Regions from separate parts of the Homo sapiens genome. Here region 2 is linked to region 1. The links are chromatin loops, found by intact Hi-C in ENCODE. Cell type or tissue: Caco-2. All regions are shown on one strand.

The links. Peaks named below come from ENCODE experiments on the same cell type or tissue, not always from the same donor. Only the 100,000 strongest peaks of a DNase experiment are listed, where the experiment ranks them.
Region 2: a loop joins it to region 1, with 14 times the contacts of the local background. A loop is called at or near these places in 5 of 110 quality-filtered maps.

Annotation. Positions count from the first base shown.
Region 1 is chr16:77,194,200-77,202,199 of GRCh38, reverse strand. It overlaps MON1B (MON1 vesicular trafficking associated B), which reads right to left. Exons shown (of 6, transcript NM_014940.4): 4 at 7,046-7,865; 5 at 6,518-6,665; 6 at 1-4,092. The coding sequence ends at 3,892. It overlaps SYCE1L (synaptonemal complex central element protein 1 like), which reads right to left and starts at 2,792. Exons shown (of 11, transcript NM_001129979.3): 1 at 2,688-2,792. The coding sequence starts at 2,748. RefSeq lists an enhancer at 4,971-5,140. In Caco-2, no CTCF peak of the experiment used is centred here; no DNase peak of the experiment used is centred here.
Region 2 is chr16:75,574,347-75,582,346 of GRCh38, reverse strand. GABARAPL2 (GABA type A receptor associated protein like 2) reads right to left here. Exons shown (of 4, transcript NM_007285.7): 4 at 4,466-5,068. The coding sequence ends at 4,978. Among named protein-coding and RNA genes, the nearest start is that of GABARAPL2, 12 kb to the right of the region's middle. RefSeq lists a silencer at 5,824-5,903. In Caco-2, no CTCF peak of the experiment used is centred here; no DNase peak of the experiment used is centred here.

The DNA.
Region 1 (8,000 bases):
AACCATAGTACAACAATCAAAACCTGGATGTTAATACTGATCCAATATGAATATAGGATCCTCAGGTGCCATTCAACATTTTGCCTCTTCTCCTTTATATTTTAAAATTATATATGACTACTTACATTTTTCTAGAAGAAAAAATAGAACAATAAATCACAAAAATGCCTCTACCTCTGCACTACTCCCAAAATCCAAATTCCTTGTCCAGAGTTATCACTTAGGCCTTTATCATTCAGATACTTTTTCTGTGCAACATACACAGGGCTATACCCCCCTCCATTTTTGTTTCAATCCCAACTGGCTTGTCTCTAATAAAAATACGATCTCTTTTGGAGCTCCTTGTGTGTCAATAATAATCCTATCAACTTATAATTTAATTTTAATACATTTAAATTAGAACTTATAATTTAATACATTTAAATTAGAATTTTTTTCTGCCTCTTAAAAAGAAATCCACCACAGAGACACTCCACAGCATGCACACATAAACCTAGACTTAGCAATTTCTGTGACTACTTCTTGTGTTGTGCCTACATCAACACTCCAGTGACCATTCCTGGTCCATACACTTACGTATTCTCCTTTGATTACATCGCATGGTCACTGCCGAAGTGGAAGAGCATTTTAGATGCTAAAAATACTCTGCCGACTGCCTCTAGCAAAGCCTTTACTTTGAGTCAGCTCTCTTCCCTGAGGCAGGAAAAGGCCTGTTTCTCTACAAGGTCGTCAATACCAGATACTATGCTTCCCTTTATAAAGCCGATTTGATGGGCTAGAAATGGCAACTTGATACATCCTTCAATTTTTCCTTTGCTGGTGAAGTTAGTCATAACTTTAATTTTGAGGAATTTGAAAGGTTGATACTAAAATTTTTTTTTTAATTGCAGTGGCAGCTGCATTACACAGTTAATAAATGAGATCTATTTGCATCTGTCTTATTTCCGTCTGTCTTTTGTTGAATGCTGGCACTTAGTATGTGCCTCTAATCTAAAAGAGCTCTCTGCTCTTGAAGTTATTTCATTGGTCACACATTAAAAAATTACTGAGCACTTACTTTACACCAAGCAGGCATTGTTTTAGGTGCAGGGGAGCGAGAGGTAAACAGTCTCTGTTCTCATGGAGCTCACATCCTAGGTCAGGCAATAAGCAATAATCATTACTTTGATGTCTGTATGGGTAGGTCTGGCAGGATGCAGTCTAATGTGTTTGTTAATACAGTGGTTTAAAGAGTGTGCAGAAAGGGGTGTTCGAGATAGATAAAAGTGGGGCAGAAAGGTGACAACAGTTAAAGCATACTGATAGGTACACATGGGCTTTGTTTAAAGCTATTTTCTCTACGTTGGTACACTTTGAATATTTCTATAACAAAAAAATGCTAGTGGCATACAAATGCATGACTGCCTTGGGAGATTTTTTTCTTTTTGTTTTTTCTTTTTTTTTTTTTTTTTTTGCTCACTCTGTCTTCCGCGCTGGAGTGCAGTGGCGCAATGTCAGCTCACGATAACCTCTGCCTCCCGGGTTCAAGCAATTCCCCTGCCTCAGCCTCCCCAGTAGCTGGGACTACAGGCGCCCGCCACCACACCCGGACAATTTTTGTATTTTTAGTAGAGACGAGGTTTCGCCATGCTGGCCAGGCTGGTCTCAAACTCCTGACCTCAGGTGACCCACCCGCCTCGGCCTTCCAAAGTGCTGGGATTACAGGCATAAGCCACCAAGCCCGGCCAAGGGAGAATTTTTTTTCTTTTGAGACGGAGTCTCACTCTGTCACCCAGGCTGGAGTGCAGTGACATGATCTCGGCTCACTGCAACCTCCGCCTCTCGGGTTCAAGTGATTCTCCTGCCTCAGCTTCCTGAGTAGCTGCGATTACAGGCCCACACCACCGCGCCCGGCTGATTAGTGTGTGTATATATATATATATATACACATATATATATATATACACATATACATATATATATATATACACACACATACATACATACATATAAATACACATACACACATATGTATATGTATATATAGTTTTTTAGTAGAGATGGTGTTTCACCATGTTGGTCAGGCTGGCCTCGAACTCCTAACCTCGTGATCCGCCCGCCTCGGCCTCCCAAAGTGCTGGGATTACAGGCGTGAGCCTCCGTGCCCGGCCTGAGATTTTTTTTTCTTTTGGATGGAATACAATTTCCAATAGTGTCTAGGCCGACACCCCTCCACCCTCCTTTGCCTGTCATTCAAGTCAATACCCTGGAGAAAAGAGGCTGTGGGGGAGGCCATGTTCGATTAGGAGGTTTAAGAGTCCATCAAAGTGTCATATGTGTTAGGTGTGAAATGGCGACACTGGGAATTACTGTTAATAAGGGGTGGCTGCAGCACGGTGATTGTTATGAGAACATCCCCACCGCCCCACTTTTGTTTGAAGACTTTCGTACTGAACTACATGTTGTTTACTTTCAACAACGTATACACTACAGTTGACAAAAGTTAATCTCGGTGATAAGAATATGCCTGTTAATTTATCTCCACTGTGCTGAACGGTTAAAAAATTGTTTTTCTTCAATAACAAAAGGCTTAACATTTTATTTAAAAAAATTAGAATATCATTATTTCATTATTGTAATGGGACGAATCCTCCCTCCTTTCTGCCCTGGTTGGAGAGAAAGGAGTGCAGCCCACTTGCCCTCACTACCTTCAGCCTCCTCAGTAGCTTCTGGCGCCTCCACATTCAGAGGTTTCAGCTTCCCCGCCATTTTCCAACGCGGGGCCTGCGCGCGAGCCTCGCTTGATGACTGGTTAAAAAAGAAACCACGTGAGGGTGAAAGGCTTTTCAGCACGCATGCGTGCAACCCGCGGTTACGCCAGCGGTTAAATCAGGAGTCAGCTCTGGGCAGGCGCAGAACACACTGCGGCCCTGATTGCCAGCACACATGCTACAACCTTGAGGCTGTAACTCCACAAACAAGGGCAGAACTAGGGTAATGGCCAGTTGGGGAGTGAGGGTAGTGTGCACACACACAAAACCCTAGGGAGGTCTCTCCTGCTTTAGGCTGCTTGTCTTGTGCAGGTTGTCAAAGTCTGGGACAGACGTGCATGTGCTATGTGGTGGTACACAATAGTTCGAGTCTGTTTTCGTTTACAAATCCTCATCAAAGAGTTCATGAGAGAGGGTTACTTATCTCTGTTTCACAGATGAGTAAAACGAGGCTTAGAGGCTAAGTGCATCTCCTATGTAAAAATGCTGGATTTCAGCCACTGTGTGCAGTCAGGTGCTGTGTCCTGGGTTCCACAGGTGGACACTGAAGGCCACCTTCTCATTAATGTTAGCAGCAGCCAGCATTGAGGGCGGGTCATTTCTGGCAGGGTAAAGATGAAAAAAGTACAAGAAGGGCAAAGGAATATCCTTGTGGGTCTTACTTTTAGGCCTTTTATGTAGTTTTTTTCTTTAAAATACCCTCAGGCCAGTCCCAAGCATAGCCTGGCCCTGAAGTGCCAATTCCAGCACCCCCGTGGGCCACCCTAGACACCTTGGCCAGATCTGGACACTCAGGGCTGAGATTCAACTAGGAGGCAGACCACGGAAGCAAGTTTGGAGGGGACAGTCCCTGACAGAGGCTAGAGCATCATCCAAGTGGAGGAGATGAGACAGAGGGAAGGGAGAGGGAGGCCTAAGGATTTCCCCAGAGGGGGAGGTGCATGACTGGGCAGGGAAAGCAGCCTGCTCGCCTGGCGGCTGCCACCATCTCTCTCATCGGTGGGCCCTCAGACCTTGCCCCATTGCTTAGGGAGACAATGACTGGCCACAGACACACCCCCACACACATTTCCAGGGTAGACAGAAGGTAAAAAACAAAGGTGGTTGCTCCCAGCACTGCCTGGTCTGGGAGCTCCAACTATCAGAGTCCAGTGAACAAGCCATTATGGGCAGCTTGGTCCGTAGAGGTGGCTGGTGGTGTGGAGTACTTGGGTGGGTAACGAATGAAGAGCCGGTCCTCCTCTTTCTTCACCCAGCGCAGGAGTTTGGTCACTACCAAGATTGCACCTGCCTTGGTCACCAGAGGGCTGAGGCAGGTATAGAGCTCGAATTTGGAGGTCACCTGGGGGTTTCGGAGGAGACAGAGTCAGATGGGCCAGAGCTGGCTATGGACAATCCTGCCTACCCCAGTGCAGCTGCATGTCTGCCTCCTGCAACCTGGAACATGTACCTGGCAGCACCTCCTACCAGGTGCTGCCTAGATACTGGGCTAAGGTAGGTAAGCTGATATTGTGCAATTTCAGCTGGACCTAGTGACTTCAACTGGATGATGCTGGTTGTGTGTGTGGGTACTCTCTAGACCTGTTTGCTCATTGGGAACTGGGGAAAACAGTAACAATGTTTAATATTCTGTCAGTAACCTATTGTGTACAAGGTCCTGCTCTAAGCTCCTACAACTATGTTTTCATCATCTACAGCCAGGGAATAATATAAAGAGGAACTCAATTTATGCCTCATACCACATGGAGAGGCCTGACCCCACAAGGTCACTAGCGCCTTTCCTGTGCCACCTCCCAGAGCGCTCCCCTTCACTCCCTCTGCTCCGGCCACTCTACCCTTTCCTTGCTATTCCTCAAACATAGCCAGGCTTGGTTCCACCTCATAGCATATCAGTCCTTTCCCTCTGCCAGGTGTACTCTTCCTCCTAATATCCACGTAGCTCAATACCTCCCTACTCCACTCAGATGCCATCTGCTCAGGGAGGCCACCCTGATCACTTGGTTTAAAATTCTGCTCCTAACATATATTTTGTTTGTTTTTGTTTTTTTGTTTTTGACGTAGAGTCTTACTCTGTTACCCAGGCTGGAGTGCAGTGGCACGGTCTCGGCTCACTGCAACCTCCGCCTGCCAGGTTCAAGCGATTCTCCTGCCTCAGCCTCCCGAGTAGCTGGGATACAAGCGCATGCCACCACATCCAGCTAATTTTTTGTATTTTTAGTAGAGATGGGGTTCCACCCTGTTGGCCAGGCTGGTCTCGAACTCCTGACCTTGTGACTCGCCGCCCACTCCCCCCAACTCCCACCCCGACTCAGCCTCCCAAAGTGCTGGGATTATAGGCGTGAGGCACCGTGTCTGGCCCATATCTTGGTTTTAAAATTCCAATCTCTACTAAAAGGTATAAGGGCTCCATGGAAAAATGGCTGAGTTGAGGACTGGAATAGAGAAAGTCAAGTAAGATGTGCTCACATAGTGAAGGGGACGTGTCAGAGACACAGGGATCAGCCTGGCTAAATCAGGGTACCCACCGGCTAAATCAGAGGCAATCTGAACACCAAAATAAATGCTAGAGAAGGATTTTAGCTCACTGAATTAAAGAAAAATCCATGAGACAATATTGATAGAAAATTAAAAATTCAATAAATAGGAGAAGGAAAAGTTATTCCTTTTTGTTTTTGAAATGGAGTCTTACTCTGTCGCCCAGGCTGGAGTGCAGTGGCGCGATCTTGGCTCACGGCAACCTCCACCTCCCAGGTTCAAGCGATTCTCCTGCCTCAGCCTTATGAATAGCTGGGACTACAGGTGCGCACCACCACGCCCAGCTAATTTTTGTATTTTTAGTAGAGACGGGGTTTTGCCATGTTTGCCAGGCTGGTCTCGAACTCCTGACCTCAAGTGATCAGCCTGCCTCAGCCTCCCAAAGTGCTGGGATTACAGGCGTGAGCCATCACGTCCGGCCCCATGTTACTCTTTATAGTAAAATCCCAGCCAATAAATGTAGAAAGAATGATGGAGTTAGGAAAACCACCATCTGACCAGGCGTGGTTTTCACCACGCCCTTTATAACTCTTTATAAATATAAATATAAAAACTCTTTATATTGTTTTTGCAGCTTCTAAGTCTAAAGTTATTTGAAAATGAAAGTTAAAAAAATTTAAAAACAAAATTCTTAGCCTAGGACAATACCTGATCCACAGCAGTCACGCAATAAATTAATAAATATGCATTACATGGCAGGTGCCATTTCTGATGAGGCCTCCTTCACTGGCCTCCCTTAGTAGCTGACCTTTAGCAAACCCATAGGAAGTGAGGGCTGGAGCCCAGAGGAGACCAAAGGGAAGGATACCCCAGGTGGAGGGCACAGCAAGGGACCACGCCTGTAGTCTGAGGAGTGCTGGGGACTCATGGAGTCACAATGAGCTGGTGATGAATGGGGTGCCTCCAAACACATGGATTGGGCTACTGGGGAATCGGCAGGCACAGCAGTGGTAGTTAATGGGGCCTCTGGAAAGTCAAAGACACTGTCCTGGTTGCTAATCTGGGAGAAGCACACAGGAGGGTGAGGCTAATGTCGGATTAGAGACACGGTCATTAGTTGTCAGGGGCTTCAAAGATGTGTGTGTAAAGGCAGGGACAGTGTTGCAGGCAAGGCACAGCCCAGCCAGAGGCCTGCTGTGTTTGGTGGAGGCACTGTGGCTGGAGGGGATACAATATAGGGAAAGGAGGCTTGAAGTGGGGAATTAATTCACTCAGAGCCCTGCCCAACTTACCCAGGCCAGTAGTGTCTCCTTCTCAGCCACGTGGTAAATGAGGCGCAGGGGTCGGGAGGTGCTGTGGAGACGAGCATGCAGGCGGTGGTACAGGTCCGACAGCCGCTGCCGCTCCTCCTCTCTGCTGTAGGGGGCCTCTAGCTCAGGGCTGCCATGATGGAGGGAGGTGGAGGACAAGGTTAGTCCAGGGCCTTCTTGGCTGGCCCATTTCCTCCCTCAGTCTAGAGATTTCAATGAAGTTAGGGAGCTGAGCCTCTCCCATGAGACTTGAGGATTCTCAGGGGTTGGAGGCTGACCTTCCCTCATCAAACTAGGAGATTCCCTGAGTACTAGGGCCCTGCTGTCCACCAGAAGAGGGGGATTCCTTTAGGTCTGTGGCTGATGCTCCATCATCAGACAGAGACTTGTTCTCTTCCCTCTTTCTTAAGCATGGCTGGTTATCTCTCCTGAGTCACATCCCTGAGATGCTGAACTTCCTGGTTTGACAGGCCTTCCCACCCAGCCAGTTGCCTTAGGGTCAGGGCCTACCTGGTAAACTGGGGCAGTTGGCGGTGGTGGTCAGGGATGTCCAGCGGCTTATACAGGAAGTGCCGGAGGCCCGGCGCCCCGACAGCCTGCACGCTGTAGGCAGGAGCACTGGCTGATGAGGCATTAGAGAAGCTGGCAGCCTCCCCAAGGGCACGCATGGCACCAAGGGCATGCATCCCATCTTCAACCAGGCGCCGGCAGGCGGCCATGGCATGGAAGGCTTCACGTTGGGTGCCAAGCAGCAGCAGGCAGACAGGCATAGCATCCAGGCGGGCCACGTAGGCGTAGAAAAAACCATCAGGGTTGAAGCGGGGCAGGCACACAGGTGCCCAAGCCTCACCCGCCGCAAAGGCTGGTGCACCCACCCAGTCGAGCAGCAACTGCAGGTCAGCTGGGTCCAGCCGGCACTCGGCCAGCACATTTCGCTCCTGGGCTGCTGTTATAAGTCGACCGCCTACTGCCAGCACTGACAGCGCCAGGCCAGGCGCTGTGCAACGTCGGAGGAGCGCACCTAGTGCGTCTCGCAGCGGGCGGGCAAGGGGCACACAGCGCACGGCACCCAGGAGCAGGGCTCCTGGGTCCTGCTCCATACTGTCCAGAAGTCGGTCCAGTGTGCGCTCTGAACCAGCCAGCAGGCGGCGGAGGTCATAGTTCTGCTTGTGTGCGAAGATGCGGGCGACACTTGCACGTGTAAGTGTGCTCACGATCTGTGCGTGCACAGCTAGCAGCTCCCCCCGCAGCTGGGCTGCTGACTGAGAAGTCCGTGACATGGCCACGAGCAACAGTGGGCCCTGTTGTAGGAACACCAGCTTGTGGTCCTCTAGGGAAGGAAGGGGTAAGAAGGGGGGGTACAGCTGGATCAGGAATGACCAGAGGGAGACAGTGGGGCTCTTCTGCCCTCTCCTACCATACACACACCAGGCCCGAGTCCACATGCTCACTCTGTGGGCACCTG
Region 2 (8,000 bases), 1.6 Mb after region 1:
ACGCCCAGTTAATTTTTGTATTTTTAGTAGAGACAGGGTTTCTTTTCTTCTCTTTTTTTTTTTTTTTTTTTTTGAGATGGAGTCTCAACTCTGTCACCCAGGCTGGAGTGCAGTGGTGCAATCTTGGCTCACTGCAACCTCTGCCTCCCGGGTTCAAGCAATTCTCCTGCCTCAGCCTCCCGAGTAGCTGGGACTACAGGCACGTGCCACGACGCCCGGCTAATTTTTTGTATTTTTAGTAGAGACGGGGTTTCGCAGTGTTAGCCAGGATGGTGTCGATCTCCTGACCTTGTGATCTGCCCGCCTCGGCCTCCCAAAATGCTGGGATTACAGGCATAAGCCACCACACCTGGCCCTAGAGACAGGGTTTCATCAAGTTGGCCAGGCTGGTCTTGACCTCCTGACCCCAAGTGATCCACCCACCTCAGCCTCCCAAAGTGCTGGGCTTACACGTGTGAGCCACAGCACCCAGCCTAGGTGGTTTGTGTTACTGATTCCAAGAGTTCTTTTATTTATTTTGGATATTAATTATGTCTTGATTATATCTCTTACCCAGTCTGTGGCTTCTATTTGTTTTAGGTGCTTTTTTTTTTTTTTTTTTTTCCTGTTTTGAGACAGAGTCTCGCTCTGTCAGCCAAGCTGGAGTGCAATGGTAAGATCTCAGCTCACTGCAACCTCTGTCTCCCAGGCTCAAGCAATTCTCCTGCCTCAGCCTCCCAAGTAGCTGGGATTACAGGTGCCCGCTAACACGCCCAGCTAATTTTTGTATTTTTAGTAGAGACAGGGTTTCACCATGTTGACCAGGTTGGTCTTGACCTCCTGACCTCAAGTGATCCACATACCTCAGCCTCCCAAAGTGCTGGGATTACGGGCATGAGCCACTGTTCGTGGCCTGTTTTTGTTTTTCGCAACAGGGTCACCCAGGCTGAAGTGCAGTGGCACAATCATAGCTCACTGCAACCTTAAACTCCTTGGGCTCATCACCTGAGCTTCCCACTTCAGCCTCCTCAGTAGCTGGGACTATAGGCCTGCACCACGAGGCCCAGCTAATTCTTAAATTTTTTGTAGAGACAGTGTCTCACTACGTTGCCCAGGGCTCAAACTCCTGGCCTCAAGGGATCCTTCCACTTCGACCTCCCAAAGTGCTGGCAATACAGGTGTGAGCCGCCATGCTGTCTCATATTCAGATATTTAATCCACCTTGAATTTATTTTGTGTGTAATACAGGGATCTGTTTTTTCATATATAACCGTTATAGAGTCATGGGTCATCCAGTTCATTTTTCATGCCATTGCTGTTATATTTTAAACATGGGGGCCAGGCACCACTCATGAAGCTGAGATGGAAGGATCACTTGAGCCCAGGAATTCGAAGCTACAGTGAGCTGTGATCACAGCCCAGCACTCCAGCCTGTGTGACAGTGAGACCCCATCTCTTTTAAAATATATATATATGATTTTTCTATGTTGATAAATGAGACAAAGCTATAACTTTTTCTCTTATACTATCTTTATAAAGTTTTAAACATTGAGATTTTATAAGTCTCAAAAGAAATGTAATTATTCCTTTTCTAATCTCTGAAACAATTTAAGAAAGGGGTTCCTTAGTTTGATAAAATTCATCTGTACAATTTTACAAGTCTAGTGTCTTTTTGAGGAGTAGGGTTTGGGGGAAGAGTATATGCTTTTTTTTTTTAACTTTTAAAATCTTCACTTAGATGTTACATTTTAAAGGTAAAATTGACAAATCCACTGTTATTGACTGATATTCCAAATAAGGCTGCTTTCTTCAATGGTTTGTTTTGTAGCTGATAGCTACTCCCGCCTCTGTTCCAGGACTTCTGCTATAGCACTTACAACATTGCTTTGTAATTATTCTTTACATGTTGGTTTACCGCCAGACGGAAACCTCCTGGAAGACAGGATAGTACTTTGTTCGTATTTGTGCCCTAGTATGCAGCATGGTTAATCCTATTCTGTAGGATTCTGTATAATCCTACATTTACATGGTTAAGAAGAGGTTCACTACTCCCTCCCACCAGTCCCTGCTCCAAATGGGGCTGTTTGGTACACCAAGCAAGGCCAGAGTCCTCCCAGGCACATTATAAATAGAAAAAAAAAATCATGAAATGATTTGACATTGCCAACCACATCATTCTTCTTCAGTTTTACTTATTATCTCAGTTCTGCCACTTGGTAGTCGTGTGGCTGTGGAAACTTCACTACCTATCTTATGGGGGCTTTTTGAAGATTGTGATAATGTATGTAAATCATCTGGTATCCAGAGGGTGTTTAATAAGTGCTAACTATAAATTACTTAAAAGAAAAACACGGCTGGGCATGGTGGCTGACGCCTGTAATCCCAGCACTTTGTGAGCTGAGGCGGGTGGGTCACCTAAGGTCAGGAGTTCGAGACCACTCTGGCCAACACGGTGAAACCGTCTCTACTAAAAATACAAAAATTAGCTGGGCGTGGTGGCACACGCCTGTAATCTCAGCTATTCGGGAGGCTGAGGCAGAATTGCTGGAACCCGGGAGGCGGAGGTTGCAGTGAGCTGAGATTGTGCCATTGCACTCCAGCCCAGGCTGACAACAGCGAGACTCCGTCTCAAAAAAACAAACAAAAAACGCAATTGGCTTCAACGATACTTGCCTTTTGGTTTTCTTCTCTTTAGCTGTTTTTTCTCGTTTGCATTTGTGGGTTTGTGGTTGTGAAACAGAAATAAATCAAAATGCCTTTGGGAAGCCACCCCTCCTCCACTTCTGTAAAATCCTATTTCTGTTCATATGTTTAAGCAGAGGTTCACCATTCTCTGGCCCAAGCAGGGCTGTTTGGTAGTCCAAGCAAGGCCAGAGACCTCCCAGGGACTTTTGTTAGTGCTCTCAGAAAAGATGTTCTTCCTTCCACTAGAGTTGCTAAGCAACTCCAAAGATGGGGCCATCTTTGCCATCACATGGAGAGAACACAGAGAAAAACAAAACCAAGAGATGGAGTTTTGATGTTATTATTTGATCCCTGGTTCTAGCTACACCTCAAGCCAGTGAACCATCCCTCTGAGAGGTGAGATAATAAACTGCCTTTTTAATGCTAAGGCCTGTTTGAATTGGGAGCATGTCATTGCAAATAAAATTCCTTAGTAACACAGAGCTTGCTTTCCCTTTACCTTGATCGCTCTGAGGTCAGTTTCTAACTGCTTTTAGTGTGAAACTATCAGCAAAGAGAAACAGATTTTATTACCTCAAGTTTGGTAAAGACCCAACAAGATGTTTGTGACAAATTAAGAATGTTTCCTCTGATCCCAACTGAGAAGATGACATCAGTAGAGAGCTTGGATGAGCTGCTTATATAATTTGGTGAAGATAAAGTTAAAGGTCTTTGTTTCTTCCGCAATGGAAAGTGTGAGTCATTTTAATTACATGTTCTTAGACTGGTGGGACATACCTGGTTTCTTTATTCTTGTCTGTGTAGTGCTCTAGCCACCAACACAGTATGTCTGCAGAAGATTTAAGAAAGTATCTAAGCATTTCCTCTCAAATGTATTTGTGTCCTAGCAAGCCTACACATCTCTACTAATGTGTGAGAAATGAAACTCATGCGCATAGATAAATCTAATCTTGATTTTTAGGAAGAAGGGAGTAGAAAGCAGTACCTTAAAGAATGCAGGAACATGAAAAAGATGCACAGAAGTGATATGGAAAGATCACTAAAATATAATGTTAAATGAAAAAAAGCAGTGTATATAGAAGTGTATGTTTTCTTTGTATAAGAAAAAGAAGAAGCCGGGTGTAGTGGTGGGCGCCTGTAATCCCAGCACTTTGGGAGGCTGAGGTGGGTGGGTCACCTGAGGTCAGGAGTTTGAGACAAGCCTGGCCAACATGATAAGACCTCATCTCTACTGAAAATACAAAATTAGCTGGGCGTGGTGGTACATGCCTCTAATCCCAGCTATTCAGGAGGCAAGGCGGGAGAACTCCTTGAACCCGGGAGGCGGAGGCTGCAGTGAACTGAGATTGCACCATCACACTCCAGCCTGGGTGACAAGAGCAAAACTCCGGTCTCAAAAAAAAAAAAAAGAAGAAAGAAAATAAGGATATGTATTCATATTTAATTATCCTTTTTACTGTGCCATTATACTGTCCTTTAAATTATCCTATTTACTTTTAAAATATTGAAAAGAAACAAGAAGCCAGTAAAAGTAATTTCCCATAAAGGGCAGAGGTGGTTAGGAAGCTGGCAGGAGCAAGCCTTCTCAGTGTATACCTTTTTGTATTGTCCCGATACCTCAAACATGTGAACATATTAGTTATTCAAAACAATGTCTCTCCTCATGACCCTGGCCATGGCTTCCCGACCCAGGATGTGCGGCCATGACCTCCACAAGCCCTCTTCCTGGTCTGGCAGATGTAGGAGCCACTTCTCTGGCCCATCCAAATGCGGGTGAATAAAGGACATGGCCACAGTACAATGCCTTTATAAGAGAATTTTTATTGTTAATTATTTACCTTAATAGTTTCAGAAAGAGGAACAAATTAGCTCAGTCCAACATGATTGGCAGTTGGCATATTCTAGTGAAGCAAGTGTTCTGACTGCTAAGGATTTAATTTGGATAATTTTAATACTTAGCCATCTAACACTTCAAGCATAACCCAGAATAAATGCATCACCTTCCCTTTCACTTTAATACCGCACCTACCTCACTTCGATATAGAAATATCATTCAATATGATTTCCAGAAGGACAAGTTTCCTGGAGAATACAGGCATGAGGACAATGCACAAAAAGAAAAACTCAAAATAAAACTCTGTATGATAATTTACTAGTCTAAGGAAACAAAACCTTCCAATATATTAAGAAATAAATCCAGTTACAAATGCACTAATAGGTCTATGTGAAGAGGTTCTGGTATAATAACTGAAAATGGCTGGCTATTTACAAGATACACAAGCAGTTACGGTGCACCTAGCCCAGCAATGGCCCTCAGAAGCCAAAAGTGTTCTCTCCGCTGTAGGCCACATATAAGAATCCATCTTCATCTTTTTCCTTCTCGTAAAGCTGTCCCATAGTTAGGCTTGAAAGAGAAAAACAAAAACGTCATTGAAAATTGGAGTCCAGGTTTCAGGAGAAAAAGGATGGCCTGAGGACAGGAATTTAGTAAGACTTCAGGTGTCAGTACCTGCTGTGTGCTTATAATCCTGTTTTAAAGCAAGAGAAAGGAGCCATAAAAAGATTAAAATAAATGAAGTCTGCAGAAGGCAAAGCCATTTGACATCCTCCCAAGTAAATCCTTTAAAGCAGCCAGCTCCTTCAGGGGGCTTTGGCTGGCTAACACATGGATGCCTCTTAAATGCCAAGGACAAGGGAAGAAACTAAGCAAAATGAAGAACCTGAAAGGCTCACCTCTGTGTGGGTAAAGGACCCTAGCAAAGAAGAGTAGTTTGGGTTCATTCTCATGGAATCTCCCCAGCTAAACCGCTGTGCCCCAGGGTGCCCACATGGTGTATCAACATCATCAAAGAGAAGTTATTTTCCTCACACTTAATGCAAAAAGCTCTAAATGTATCTGGGATCCAAAGAAGCCTGCCCAACCTCCCAAAGAACCCTCCAAAAATAGATACTCTTCAAACTAAACGTGTGTGGGTAGAAAAGCTGGCTTTCCCTAAGCAGTAAAACAGACTGCGCAGTGGAGACCTAATCTAGTTCTGTGCCATGAAACTGAGTTGGACCAGCTCCAGAGTAAGACTAGTAACACCTGGATCCCTATGCAAGCTCTGCCCCGTGACTGTACTCTCTGAGATGAGAGGAAGTGCAAATGTGTTAAGACCATGAGTGAAGGGATCAACCAGAAACAGTGGTAAGATGCTCAGTCTGAGACATCTGAGGTCACTAGCCCAGATAGGTAAGTCACAACAGATCCTTAAAAGGGGAACTCATAAACCAAGAGCCAGTGGGGAAGATAAGGAGTCCAAGGCCTCAACCTGAGGAAACAGTGACTGCCCCACTTGCTGCTTTGCTCCTCAAGGGCTGAGTGGAACCTCCATGTAAACATGGACAAATACCACATTTATGAAGGGGGAGGTTTTGAGTTTTTTTCCTGTTCTTCCTGCCCCATTTGCAAGCTTAGCTCGGATGGCTGTGTGGGTAGATGAGAATTATTAAGTAACAATGTGGGGGAGGTCTGAATTTGAATATGAAAGAACCTGTCATCAGCATCTTGTACAATAAAAACGGTGCTCCCTGTGAGGACCTCTTAGCCTGGAATTTGTAAAATAAGGACTCCCTGGAACAGAACTGTTCAATAGAAATCTCTGCTCTGATTGAAATGTCCTGTATCACTGCCACAGCAGCCACTAGCTACATTCAGCACTTGAAAGTCTGGCTCGTGTGAATTGGGATGTGCAGTGTAAAACATAAACAAGGCTTCAGACTTAGTATGAAAATGCAGCAAAATAGCTCAATTTTGATTACATGTTGAAATGATAAAATTATGGATATACTGGGTCAAATAAAATATATTAAGTGGATCACCTGAGGTCGGGAGTTCAAGACCAGCCTGACCAACATAGTGAAACCCTGTCTCTACTAAAAATACAAAAGTAAGCCGGGCGCGGTGGCTCACACCTGTAATCCCAGCAGTTTGGGAGGCCGAGGCGGGTGGATCACAAGGTCAGGAGATTGAGACCATCCTGGCTAACAACGGTGAAACCCCGTCTCTACTAAAAAATACAAAAAATTAGCTGGGCGTGGTGGCGGGCACCTGTGGTCCCAGCTATTCAGGAGGCTGAGGCAGGAGAATGGCGTGAGCCTGGGAGGCGGAGCTTGCAGTGAGCCGAGATCGTGCCACTGCACTCCAGCCTGGGCGACAGAGCGAGACTCTGTCAAAAAAAGTATCCAGGCATGGTAGTGCACGCCTGTCATCCCAGCTACTCGGGAAGCTGAGGCCGGAGAATCGCTTTAACCTGGGAGGTGGAGGTTGCAGTGAGCCAAGATCGTGCCATTGTACTGCAGCCTGGGCAACAAGAGCAAAACTCTGTCTCAAAAAAAAAAAAATTAATTTCAACTGTTTTTATTTTTTTAATGTGGCTACTAGAAAATTCTTAAATTACATATGTGGCTTGCATCCATTTCTACTGACAGCACTGCCCCAGAACAAGACTTAGGGGGCAGTGGGTAGAGGGAGGAACAACGCCTGCAGCCGTGGGTCTCAGCCTTGGCTGCACATCAGAATCTTACTTTAAAGAGAGCTTTAAAAACATCTCTGTGCCCAAGCCCTACCCCAGACCAATGAAATCATCACTATGTTTTGTTTTGTTTTGTAAAGACAGAGTCTTGCTCTGTCGCTTGGGCTGGAGTACAGTAGCAGGATCTCGGTTCACTGCAACCTCCACCTTCCGGTTCAAACAAGTCTCATGTCTTAGCCTCCCAAGTAGCTGGGATTACAGGTGCATGCCACCACGCCTGGCTAATTTGTTTTTGTTTTTGTTTTTAGTAGAGGTGGGATTTCACCATGTTGGCCAGGCTGGTCTTGAACTCCTGACCTCAGGTGAGCCACCGTGTCCGGCCTCATCAGTATATTTTTAAATGCCAAAAATGATTCCATATGCAGCCAGGTTGCAAAGGGAAATGCCTGACCTTTTGTTGGGGGGGAGAAGGGAGGGTCATCTTTAAAAGCTATGTGATTAGGAAGTAGAGTGACAAGCCAGGAAGTGAAATGACAAGCCAGAAACTAGCAGAAGGGCTTGAACATGTAGCTGAGTCTCCCAAGATTTTTACCCTGGTGGTTGAGAATGCCCAGAGAGTAACCCCATTTTTCTCTGAAACTCCTCAGAATGAGGCTAATGGGAAAACAACTACAGCTACTGCCACAACTCTTTACCCCATTTGTCCAAGTGTCCAGGGTGATCTTGATGACAACTGTCGTAACATCTCCCCGCTGCCACTACCAGATGGGTTTAGATGCAGTAGCAGACATTGTGTGCAATTCAGAGTCGCCCCATAGTGTC